Linked DNA regions of Homo sapiens: all the other regions are linked to region 3. A link is a loop called in an ENCODE intact Hi-C map of the cell type or tissue named here. Cell type or tissue: B cell. All regions are shown on one strand. Region 1 has its middle 130 kb from the start of OAT. Region 2 overlaps CHST15 (carbohydrate sulfotransferase 15). Region 3 has its middle 130 kb from the start of CHST15.

Region 1 (2,500 bases), 61 kb after region 3:
AGCTCTCTAGGGTAGTCAAATTCATAGAGACAGAAAGTAAAATGATGGCTGTCAGGGCTGGGAGGAGGTGGGAAGGGGAAATTGTTGTTTCACAGTTATAAAATTTCAGTTTTGCAAGATGAAAAAGTTCTGGAAATTGGTTGCATAATGATGTGAATGTACTTAGCACTACTGAACGGTACACTTAAAAACGGTTACGGTGATACATTTTTTTGTTATGCATATTTTACCACAGTTTTTAAAGGAAAACACACACACACAAGCGAGCCGTGCAGCAGAGCCGGAAGCGCCCATATGAAGGCTCTCCAAAGGCTATTTTCAGTTGAAAGAAGCAAACAGAGCCACATGGTTTTGCCGAGGCACGGCAAAAATACTCAGGGAACTGCGAGCTGTGGTTATCTCTGGGGAATAAGACTGGGGTGGCCAGGAGGTGAGAAACTTGTATTTTCTATTTTTACATCCTTTTATGCTGTTTGAACTTTTCAAAACAGAAAACTATGTCTATGCACTACTTTGGTGCTAAAAACGAGTTTTCATTTTTTTAATGCAACTGCTGTCGCTGGGACAGAAAGTCATCGCCAACCCCAACAGGTTAGCAGTGACTGCGGGGGTGGCTGTGCCCTGGCCCCTGCCCTGCAGGAAGGGAACGGTAGCTCTGTTTTCACTGGGAGCTTTAGAGGTGGGCATGGGAGGGATGAGGGGACCGGGTCTGAATGAGAAACCGCTCGAGGCCTCGCAGGAGCCTGGAACTGCATGCGAAAGGAAAGGGCTCTGCTCAGGGACAGGAGCATGAACAGAGAGGGAGGAGGAGCCCCTGGGGTGGCCCCTCACAGATTTGAGCATCAAATCTGCAAAACCGAGGCACAGAGAGATGGAATAACTTGCCAAATGTCACACAGGTAGTAAGTAGCAGAGTTGGCCATGGTTCTGAGATCTTCCCTAACCACCATGCTATGGGGCCTCTCAGTGGAGACTGAATGACTGGACAGAAGAGATAGAAACCCAAACCAGCAGCCTCAAACATAAAAGAAAATACATTGTTTCATGAAGCTGAAAAGTCCATGATCCTACTTCAGGCTCAGCTGGATCCAGGTGTTCCAGTGATGGGTAGAGCTCACCTCCCTCCACCTCACTCTGCTTTCCCCCTAGGTCAGCTCTATTCTCGAGAAGACATCCTCCAGCAGGTGGAAAACATGCTCCCCAGCATTCTAGCTTCTACCAGCCTGGCAGCCCCCACAAAGCAACAGCAACTCTTTCCAGCAAAACTTCCAAGGCTGGGTCTCACTGGTTGGGCTGGGCCACATCCCTATTCCTGAACCAATCTGTATGATTTGAGGGAGGTAGAGGAGATGGAGTCAACCACACAACCCCACTCAGAGGAAAAGAGGGTGCTTTCTTCAAGGGAGTATTAAGGGGCCATTCCCAAAGAATAGATGATAGCAACTTGGGCAGGCAGAAACATCAGCGTTTCCTCTGAAATGGAAGTGCTTAGAATCCTGCCAGGCAGGGCCGGACGGAACAATTATTATTACTACAAGGAGATTCTGAGAGACCTAAATTCACAGAGAGGTTGGCAGGATGCCACTAACATGCCCTGGTCTCAGAAGGAACCAGGAAGGAGTGTGGCTTTATAGCCATGAGGTCTAAATTCCTCCCTGATTCTGGTACTCACTGGCCATGTGGCCTTGGGAAAGTAAGCCACTGGACTCGGCATCAGCATCCTCATCTGAGAAGTAGAACAACAAAGCCTTGCTAGTGAATCGCAATAAAGACTGAAAGACGGGAGGTGTGGGGGGCCTGGCCCGGGCCTTGCACACATTAGGGCTCCATCGATGTGTTTTAAGAGGTCTCCTGTCACCAGGTGCCCGCGCTCCTGGACAGCTCTGTGGGCATCTGAACTGAGGACCAGAGCACCTTCAAGAAGGCAATTCCTCTTTGCTTTAGTTGTTGGCAGATGTGAACAAAAGGAAATTAAGTAAAAGCCAAGGGTGGAACTTTCTTTAATCTTTTCCAAGGCACTTGACTCAGTAGTGATAAAAATGCGAGGAGAACCAGCCCCACCAAGCCCTTCAATGTCAAAGATTAGCTCGAAGGTCCCCAGGCCCGGAAGCACCCTGCTGCAGGACCCCACCGAGGCTTCCTGGGACGCATGGGCTGAAGGCTGGAGAAGAGCAGGAAAGAGGAGGCCATTCCCCACTGCAGCCACCAGTGCAAGGGCTTACCCAGCTCTGGGCCCAGCACTCAGGCCTTGCTCAACTGGGAGATTCCAGGTGCAGGGGTCTGATTTAGCAGCGGCTGCCCCGTCGAAGCACTCTGGCACTGTGAAAGGCCACACCGATGGTTCCCAAAGTGGGTGCCATGGGACCCACAGCCCTCAGGGTGCTAATAATAGGTGTGTGGTACACTCCAAGTGATTTAAATTTTTGAGAAAATGTGGCTTAAAAATGTCAAGAGGCTGGGCGCAGTGGCTCACACCTGTAATCCCAACATTTTGGGAGGC
Region 2 (2,500 bases), 190 kb before region 3:
TCACCCCTGATAGGTACCCTGGCTCCACCCCTAACAGGGACCCCGGCTCTACCCCCTAACAGGGACCCCGGCTCCACCCCCTAACAGGGACCCCGGCTCCACCCCCTAACAGGGACCCCGGCTCCACCCCCTAACAGGGACGCCGGCTCCACCCCCTAACAGGGACGCCGGCTCCGCCCCTAACGGGGACCCCGGCTCCGCCCCCTAACGGGGACCCTGGTTCTACCCCTAACAGGGACCCTGGCTCTACTCCCTAACAGGGACCCTGGCTCTACCCCTGATAGGTACCCTGGCTTCATCCCCTAACAGGGACCCTGGCTCCACCCCTAACAGGGACCCTGGCTCTACCCCCTAATAGGGACCCTGGCTCTACCCCCTAATAGGGACCCTGGCTCTACCCCCTAACAGGGACCCTGGCTCTACCCCTGATAGGTACCCCGGCTCCACCCCCTAACAGGGACGCCGGCTCCACCCCTAACAGGGACCCCGGCTCCGCCCCCTAACAGGGACCCCGGCTCCGCCCCCTAACGGGGACCCCGGCTCCGCCCCCTAACGGGGACCCTGGTTCCACCCCTAACGGGGACCCTGGCTCTACCCCCTAACAGGGACCCTGGCTTCATCCCCTAACAGGGACCCTGGCTCCACCCCTAACAGGGACCCTGGCTCTACCCCTGATAGGTACCCCGGCTCCACCCACTAACAGGGACCCTGGCTCCACCCCTAACAGGGACCCTGGCTCCACTCCCTAACAGGGACCCTGGCTCCGCCCCCTAACAGAGACCCTGGCTCCACCCCTAATAGGGACCCTGGCTCTACCCCCTAACAGGGACCCTGGTTCCACCCCCTAACAGGGACCCCGGCTCTACCCCTGATAGGTACCCTGGCTTCATCCCCTAACAGGGACCCTGGCTCCGCCCCCTAACAGGGACCCTGGTTCCACCCCTAACAGGGACCCTGGCTTCATCCCCTAACAGGGCCCATGGTTTCATCCCCTAACACGGACCCTGGCTCCAACCCCTAACAGGGACCTTGGCTCCACCCTAAACAGGAGAACATGTGGTGTTTTCCTTTGCACCTGTCCTCCTCTCTGCCTGGAAGGCTTCATCTTAACCCACCTTCCTGCCTTGTTTACACAGCAAACTCTTATTCATCCTTCAAAACCCAGTCTGGCATCAGTCTTCTCCAGGTCAGTTCCTTCTGGATCTCCCCACTCTGGAGCCCCACTCTCCTCACCTCCTACTCTGCAGAACTGCAACCAACCACAGCCATGCCCACGTCCCCACTGGGAGCTCCAGTCTCCCAGGGCCCAGAGCAGGGCTGACACACACCAAACCCAGTCCCGACAGATGGGCCCCCACCTCTCTGTGCCCAGACAGTACACAAGGCTGCTGTGTGCACTCTCGGCCCCTGAGGTTAAGGCGTGGTCTGACCTTTCTCAGAATGAGGAACTAAGCAGCAGCGACAGGAAAACATTTGATGAGCACACCGAGCACTTGCGCCCTTCAGCTGGGGGCCGTGTCGGGGAGGGAGGCAGAGCAGCTATGCAAACACCTCCGGGGGCGGCGAGGGGTCAGCTCGAGGTGACAGTTATGTCACCATGAGAGCTCGGCTAGTGTGCGTCAGCCCTGCTGGATGGAGGGAGACCACTCAGCAGGGCCGATTTCTGCCTCCAAAACACGGGAACCAGCAGGTGGGACATGGCAAGGGACGGCAAGTCAGTGCCTGCCTCAGAACAGAGTGGAAGAAGTCCTGGGCTGGGAGATGCAGAGAGCAGGGAGCGAAACCACACCTGGCACCTGCTAGAAGGCATGGCACCGGGACAGCCACCAAGAGCTCAGGCTCAGAGCGCTGGGGCTGAGGGAGGGCAGATCCAGCCTCTCCCTGACCAGGTCATACTCAGAGCAGCGGGAGCCATGCAGACTCCACAAGAGGGACATCAGCTCAGAAGTGTGACCAGAGCAGACTTTAAAGCATGTTTCTGGGGGGCAACAATGCAAAGTGAAAGAAGCAGGACATAAGACTGTCCTGTCACACCCATGTGCACACACACACACACACACACTTATTTGCATAGAAAAGTCTGGAAGAAAATACACCAAAACATAAATAGTAGTTATCTAGGTGAGAAATTAATAGTTTGAAAACAGTTTTCCAATATATGTTCCAAAATTTCCACAACAAACACGCCTTATTGTTATAATTGGCAAATACGTGGGGCCAGGAAGGTATGCCACCTGAAGAAGGGGTCCCAGGGGTCAGTTTCCCGGGGCTGCCAGGACAAATCACCACGAACTCGTGGTGCGTAATGACAGGACTTTCTTCCCTCAGTGTCCTGGAAGCTGGAGTCTGAAACCCAGGTGTGGGGCAGAGGTGGTTCCTCTGGGATGCCAGGGGAGAATCTGTTCCACTCCTCTCCTGGCTTCTGGTGGCTGCCGGCACTCCTTGGCACCCCTTGGCTGGTGGCAGCATCACTCCAGCCTCGTCAAGAGGCATGCTCCCT
Region 3 (2,500 bases):
GGGTCCAGGGCCCACGCCACAGCCCTGGCTCTTTCCACGCTGCGGTGGCCACCTCAGCCCCAGCCTGTGTCTGGGATGCTGTCGAAGTAGCGAAGTGCTTCATGCACCAGCATCAGGTGGCCGTGATCAGGCTATGGGTTTAACGCAGCATGAAGATGGGTGGGGAATGGGATCACCTCTCTCTGCCTGCATCCCCCAGACCCTGGAGTCTGCTCCACAGAAGGCAGAAGCTGAGTGAGTGAGCTGGGAGGCCCGGGAAGCATATCTCCAGTGCCATTCCCAGTCTGGGCACCAGCCTCCTCTGCGCCCTGCGGGCTACGGGCCAGCCCCTGGGCTCCAGCCTCCCACGTACGATGCCTATTTGGAAGTGAACCAGGATAGAATTTCTAAGGGTTGAGCCACCTTCCTGGGATCACTTGCTGAGTCAGATGCTGCCAGAACCACAGAATGTCCCCAAAATTCACAAGACACCCATATCCTTTCTCAGGGCACCGGCTCATTTATGTGCAGGCTGAAGCTATTTGGTTTGTTCTAAAAAGCGTGGCACCAGCAGCTTCAGTTAAAGAGATCGCAAACTTTGCAGACACAAACAACTTGAAAAATAGGTCAAATCCTGTTTTGTACATTCACAGGGCTGCCTTTTCCAGCGTTTCTCCCTAAAATCAAATCAGCAGTGTATGTAAATGAGTTGAGAGAATTCATTACGTTAATTTATCTAATTTTGGAGGCAAACCTGAAACAAACAGCGCCTCACTTTCTAACACTCAGGCCCTCATAGAATATTGATTCCTGAGTTTTACTGGCCTTGCACGAAGGCCTTTTTATAGCCCCAAAGGAATGAGATCATCAGTTTCCTCAGGCATACAAATGTCCTGCTCAGAGGCCCTGAGACAGCATTCTCCAAGGTCATTTCAAGGGATGGCTGGCATGGTAGACCACCCAAAGCTCAGATTTGGGAGTCTATGGGACGTGCATGCAGAAGCACTGTGCCTGGGGCCACCGATCCCAGCAAGATCAACAGCTGCGAATGGCAAGTGGTCCCAGCAGAGGTGGCGGTGAGGTCCATATTATTTCAGGATCCTGGCAGTGTTCATGGTAGTAAGCTGTGGAATTAAGAATATTTCCAGGGCCAAGGCTGCCAGCAACAGAGCTGTGTTCATGGCAGAAAGAAGCCCAGACAAACAGTGATGGCTTCATCACCTCCTGCCTCTCAGTGGGCCAGTGTGATGTCCTCAGAATGATACATTTCACTGTGAAGAACCCCAAATTCCCATGTGACCCCGGAGCCAGCCGTTTTAGCAGACTAACCATGATTTTCATCCAGTTTTGTGAACAGTGATTGCCACTGCTGGCCAGTCCCTCAAGGCAGCCAAGTAGGTGCAGGACTGTATTTTATATTTGGAAGAACACAAGGAGCTCTGTCTGACCCCAAATGTCTCTTTGCTGCCTGTTGGTAGCTGGGGCCAAGGGTCTCCTGCAGCTAGGATCACAGGCCTTCAAGATGGGTGCAAGGCAGAGCACACAGAGCTCAGGGCACGCGGTGGACTGCTTTGCAGTCCTTGCTCTGCCTCGGAATACCGTGTGGAATATTGTGTACAATACCGTGTGGAATGCCATGTGGAATATTGTGTGGAATACCGTGTGAAATACCATGTGGAATATTTTGTGGGATACCGTGTGGAATATTGTACGGAATAACATGTGGAATAATGTGTGGAATAATGTGTGGAATACTGTGTGGATACCATGTGGAATAACGTGTGGAATACGGTGTGCAACACAGTGTGGAATACCATGTGGGATATTGCGTGGAATACCGTGTGGAATACAGTGTGGAACATTGTGTGGAATACTGTGAGGAATATAGTGTGGAATACTATGTGGAATATTGTGTGGAATACCATGCGGAACACTGTGTGGAATAACGTGGGGAATATTGTGTGGGATACCATGTGGAATAACGTGTAGAATATGGCGTGGAACACAGTGTGGAATACCACGTGGAACATTGTGTGGAATACTGTGTGGAATACAGTGTGGAATACTTTGTGGAATACCGTGTGGAATATTGTGTGAAATACCATGTGGAATATTCTTTGGAACACTGTCTGGAATACCATGTGGAATACCCAGTGGAATATTGTGTGAAATACTGTGCAGAATATCGTGTGGAATACCGTGTGGAATACTGAGTGGAATACCATGTGGAATACCGTATGGAATACCATGTGCAGTACCGTGTGGAATACTGTGTGGAATACCATGTGAAATATCGTGTGGAATACTGTGTGGAATAACATGTGGAATACTGTATGGAATACCGTGTGGAATACCATGTGGAATATTGGGTGGAATACCGTGTGGAATACCAGGTGGAATGCCGTGTGGAATACCATGTGGGATACCATATGAAATATCGTATGGAATACCCTGTGGAATATTGTGTGGAATACCACATGGAATATTGTGTGGAATACATTATGGAATATTGTGTGGAATA

What was found. Peaks named below come from ENCODE experiments on the same cell type or tissue, not always from the same donor. Only the 100,000 strongest peaks of a DNase experiment are listed, where the experiment ranks them.
Region 1: it touches region 3 in a loop (8-fold over the local background); 3 of 110 quality-filtered maps call a loop at or near these places.
Region 2: it touches region 3 in a loop (7-fold over the local background); 3 of 110 quality-filtered maps call a loop at or near these places.

Annotation. Positions count from the first base shown.
Region 1 is chr10:124,285,717-124,288,216 of GRCh38, forward strand. No RefSeq gene overlaps it. Among named protein-coding and RNA genes, the nearest start is that of OAT, 130 kb to the right of the region's middle. In B cell, no CTCF peak of the experiment used is centred here; no DNase peak of the experiment used is centred here; H3K4me3 peaks cover 731 bases.
Region 2 is chr10:124,034,622-124,037,121 of GRCh38, forward strand. The region is part of intron 5 of CHST15 (carbohydrate sulfotransferase 15); the gene reads right to left. Among named protein-coding and RNA genes, the nearest start is that of CHST15, 58 kb to the right of the region's middle. RefSeq lists a silencer at 1,550-1,599. In B cell, no CTCF peak of the experiment used is centred here; a DNase peak (open chromatin) is centred at 1,490; H3K4me3 peaks cover 1,325 bases; H3K27ac peaks cover 1,407 bases.
Region 3 is chr10:124,224,457-124,226,956 of GRCh38, forward strand. No RefSeq gene overlaps it. Among named protein-coding and RNA genes, the nearest start is that of CHST15, 130 kb to the left of the region's middle. In B cell, no CTCF peak of the experiment used is centred here; DNase peaks (open chromatin) are centred at 1,375 and 2,344.